2 separate regions of the Homo sapiens genome follow, and region 2 is linked to region 1. A link is an interaction called in ENCODE POLR2A ChIA-PET data of the cell type or tissue named here. Cell type or tissue: MCF 10A. All regions are shown on one strand.

The links. Peaks named below come from ENCODE experiments on the same cell type or tissue, not always from the same donor. Only the 100,000 strongest peaks of a DNase experiment are listed, where the experiment ranks them.
Region 2: POLR2A ChIA-PET joins it to region 1 with 13 read pairs; 8 of 35 experiments call an interaction of 5 or more read pairs at or near these places.

Annotation. Positions count from the first base shown.
Region 1 is chr10:61,991,549-61,994,048 of GRCh38, forward strand. All of the region lies in intron 3 of ARID5B (AT-rich interaction domain 5B), which reads left to right. Among named protein-coding and RNA genes, the nearest start is that of ARID5B, 91 kb to the left of the region's middle. In MCF 10A, no CTCF peak of the experiment used is centred here; DNase peaks (open chromatin) are centred at 733 and 1,333.
Region 2 is chr10:61,935,515-61,938,014 of GRCh38, forward strand. The region is part of intron 2 of ARID5B (AT-rich interaction domain 5B); the gene reads left to right. Among named protein-coding and RNA genes, the nearest start is that of ARID5B, 35 kb to the left of the region's middle. In MCF 10A, no CTCF peak of the experiment used is centred here; no DNase peak of the experiment used is centred here.

The DNA of each region.
Region 1 (2,500 bases):
TTCTTTATGTATTCTAGTTATTAATCCCTTATCAGGTATATGCTTTGCAAATATTTTCCCCCTCTCCAAGACTGTCTTTTCACTTTATTGATAGTGTCCATTGATGCACAAAAGCTTTTAATTTTGATGAAGTCCAGTTGTCTATTGTTTGTTGTTTTCTTATGTGCTTTTGGTATTATGGTTAAAAAATCATTGTGGAGGCCAGGCACGGTGGCTCACGCCTGTAATCCCAGCACTTTGGGAGGCTGAGGTGGGCGGATCACCTGAAGTCGGGAGTTCGAGACCAGCTTAAATACCATGGAGAAACCCTGTCTCTACTAAAAATACAAAAAAATTAGCTGGGTGTGGTGGCGCATACCTGTAATCCCAGCTACTGGGGAGGCTGAGGTAGGAGAATCGCTTGAACCCAGGAGGTGGAGGTTGCGGTGAGCTGAGATCACGCTATGGCACTCCAGCCTGGGCAACAATAGCGAAACTCTGTCTCAAAAAAAAAAAAAGTGAATGGCTGACTCTAGCCAAAGTTTAACCCATGTGACGGGGAAGCAAGTTAAGGTAAGTCAGGCCCCATAGAATAACACCTCATATGTGGTAACAACTTTACCTACATGTCAATCTGGCCATGAAGTCTCACCTGTTGCATAATCCCTGTCTAGTGTGACATTTAAATTTAAATGTGGCTAAGATGAACCCTATGGCAATAAGCTGCAAAATTCTCAAGATAAAAAGTGGCTCCCGGTCGTGGCTTAGAATTCAGTGACCCTTTGGGACAACCTTGGAGGTGGAGTTGGCTTTCTTCCCACTGCGTTCATTTGTTACTCAGAGTGGTAGCAGTGTTTGGTTATAGTTTAGTTTTGTGATGTTTTTTTTCTTGAGTGATGAAGCAATAGTGAGGGCAAAAGCTGATAGTAACATTTTGATACATATTTTTGTATTTGTCTATGCCTCTATTTTAAGTGGTTTGCTTTTGAAAACAGCTGGTTCAAACCCTTGGTTTTGGGTTTGAAATATTCTTTGTTTTGTTTGCATCCATGTACTGATATATTTTTCCCACATTTACTTTTTTTTAAGTTCTCCAGTGATGTTTTCGTTGCCTATCCTGGGAAGATCTGTGTTTCCATTTAGCAAAACAAATGGCAAGCTGGGGACCATTTAAAGTAGTTTTTTTTTAGTTAATAAAGCCAAGCCAATCTCCTTGTTCTGTTATGTTAAAAGTACATTATCTTTTTATTGCCAGTTCTGTATGGCTAGTTCTGTTTTCTGTCTCAGCAATCTCAGGGCTGCCCCACTTGCTTACTGTGTCGAGAATTACAAAATCATTAAGGGTGGGGCAGCACCAGCTGACTTACAGTACAAACCATTTCTCAAAATAACCACAACAGTGCAATACTGATGTGTAATTTACGTCACAGTTTGTTTTTATGAAATAGTTTGTGGCATTTTCATTTCTATTCCGGATGGAATCTTGTTCTCTTTCCCTTTTAATCAGGCATTTAATTTATTTTTATTATTAATATTTTCCACTCCTTGTTTTGGCATGCCTCCAATTTAACAGCTTTGATGAGGAAGGGAGATACACACACACACACACACACACACACACACGCACACACAACTGATCTTCCCTGACTCCAACTCTTCAACATCAGTTTAACTGCAAATGTGTTTTCCCCTTTGATGTGTACTAACTTTGGGTACTAAGTTTACTACCTTAAGAGAGATTGAAAAATACGGCAGGACACAGTACACATTTACATAGAGCTATAACCACGAATTGATAAAGTTGATGTACAACTTTGGAATTTTAAACACTTTCAACCAATTCAAGCTATTTAGTCATATGCTCTGCTGCATTTTCCTTTTACAAATGTCTTTCTGTATAATGTCCTGTAATTAGAACAGGAAATCATTGAGTAACTGCAAGATGAATAAGAGCACTTAGACTGAAAGGAAAATTACCTTCCGAGAAATTATATTCTCTTTTTTTTTCTTCATGTTACAATGTTGGTAATGATAGTAACAGCTGTAGCTACTCTTATCTGTAGAATTTTCATGCTTAGGTTTTCTGGAATAAAAATTTCATTTTCAGTAATAATAAAAAATGCATGGACAGAAAATAGGAAATGCCTAATTGTGACAAATATTCGGTGTCACAACAGAGCAGCAATTAAATGGAAACTTCAATATAATTGTCAATAGCAGTAAGAATTGGAATAGCGCCAGGTATATAAAGTTGATGCTTTGCCGTTGGTTGGTTGCTAGGAGCACAGTGAAAAGTATAAAGCTTTGAGAAAAGAATGTCTAATGTAATAAAGTAACAGGAGGAAGCATAAATCATTGTGAGAACCTCACATATTGACATTATTTTGCTTAAATTGTTTCAAAACTAGACATCAAGCTTTATAACGTGAGCACATTCATATTTCCTTTAAAAAAAAAAGGAGAAAGAAAACTGTATGTTGTCTTTGAAGCACAAGGGACATTGTGTCTCAAACTTAGCCTT
Region 2 (2,500 bases), 56 kb before region 1:
AGAAAAAACTATACCAAGAACAAATCAGTAGTTGCCAGGAGCTGGTGGGGAGTGGAGGGAGAGGGTGACTACTAAGAATTAATATGAGGGGTTTTGAGGGTGAGGGACTAGTCTGTATCCTGACAATATAGTCGTGGTAGTTATATGAATCTATCCATGTGTTAAAATTCGCAGAACTGTACACCAAAAAAGGAAATTTTACTGTAAGTTAATTTAAAAATAAAATAAAATAGCAATATAAACTCATTATGTAAATGTAACGCACTTTTTATGAAAGTTAACCATATTTTCAAAAACAACAAAAAATTAGTAAGAACAGTGGCATTGTTTTACATTTTTTGTAAATCTCTTTACTGTCTAGCTTTATATAGAGAGCGGAGTTCTCATATCTCCTTCTGCATTCACTCTGTTGTGATATCACATGTCACATCGTTTCTGGAAAACCCTACTATATATACACTTGAAAGAGGATGAGAGTGAAAAAAGCCAGTAATGTCTTAGTAGTTTTAGGATCATTGTTTTGACCCTGTGGACCATCTGAAATGGTCTCAGAGATTCCCGAGGGTTTCTGAACCCACTTTGAAAACCAATGATATAACACATTGTTCCAAATTTTATTTTCATAGCATCTTGACTTTTATTTTTCTGGCTATATCCACATGTTCCCTGTGTTTACTTAATGCCTATGTTCAAATTGGCCCTTTTTTAAAACTTGCTATATCTCCTATAAATAGAAAACCAGTACCACCTTCCCATAAATAGTAAATACAAAACAAATAAGCAATGAAAAACTTAATATACATTTTAAAAGTTTATTTCTGGGCCGGGTGCGGTGGCTCACGCCTGTAATCCCAGCGCCCTGGGAGGCCAAGGCAGGCAGATCACCAGAGGTCAGGAGTTCGAGACCATCCTGGCCAACATGGTGAAACCCTGTCTCTACTAAAAGTACAAAGATTAGCCAGGCGTGATGGCAGGCACCTGTAATCCCAGTTACTAAGGAGGCTGAGGCAGGAGAATCGCTTGAACCTGAGAGGCAGAGGTTGCAGGAGCTGAGATCGTGCCACTGCACTTCAGCCTGGGCTACAGAGTGAGACTCCGTCTCAAATAAATAAATTAATTTAATTAAATTAAAAGTCTACCTGTGAACCATCTAAAATCATCTCTGCATGCCACGGTTTGGAAAACACCAATTTAGAGAAGAAATAACAATGATCATGATAGCTAATTCTGACATGCTACTTCATTTGTATCAACCCATTGAGTCCTGGCAATTACTGCTGGACAAGGCAGACAGAATTATTATAAAACCTGGGTTTCCCTTTTTTTCTTCCCCAAAAAAAAAAAAAAAAGAAAGAAAAAAAAACTTTGAAGTACAAGGAGGCTGAAGAAGTTGCTCAGTGTTCCACAGCAAGTAAATTCCGGGGCTGGAATTTGAACCCAAGCAATCTGGCTGCAGAGTCCAAGATGCTGTCTTGGCAGATAGGAAACCTGGATCTTTGTTCAAGTCCTGCCGTCAGTTGGTTCTTGGACATGTCACTGAACCTCACTGTCCTCATCAGTAAAATGAGAAAGGTGAACTAAATCAATGTTACAAGTTTAAATGTCTGGTGCCCACGGGGGCCAGATAGTTAAGGGAAAACTGGACTGAATACAATGCAATAGGGAGTGGTGGGGATTTTACATCTTGTCTGAAGAAGGCAGCTTCTATCAGTTTCAACTGTTTTTTATTTTTATTTTTTGGCCTTTATTTTATTTTATGAGAGAAGATTGAGGTCTGGGTATTTTTGCCTAAAGTTTCCCAAGTTTTAGAACACTTGGAAGGGCCCGCCATGCACATGGGCTGACTGGTTTGTGACTTCTTGACTGGATGAGCTCCTCTTGACTTAGAGGATTTATGATTAAATGAGCTGTTTTTGGACAATGGTAGAAACTAAATCCAAATTACAGAAATAGGCAGTTTAAAACAATGACGAAAGGGGATAAGGACTTAGAACGTGGCTCAACACAGCTTACATAAATATTGATTAAGAGCTGGGTTAATTGAAAAGCCAAGGTACATTAATAGAATAACAAAGTGTATTTCTTTGTGTTCCTTTTGTGTTGTATTAGAGTAAATCAGCAATATTTATCCAGTGCTAATTCTCAGTTTGCAGAGAGCTAATGTAATCATGAGATGAGCTTATTGAAATTCTTTTCTTAGACATAGAGACTTGCCCAAGAATGGTGAGTATTAGGAACTTTAGTCAGCACTTGCTCAGAATAGTAAATGCGAACATGTGATTTATGCCATTGTGTGCACAAAGTAATGTTTCCTGAGACATTTTCTATATATATGTTGGCTACTTTTTGTTTTCTTGTGGTGGGAGGGGGGTGTTGGCTTGCTGTTTCCCCCTCCTCTCCTTATCAGATTTCCTTCTATGGCATTTGACAATGTTGCAGGGCCAGTTTCTCTGTGAATCCACAGTAAAACATACTGGTGGTTTCACAATTAAGCCAAACT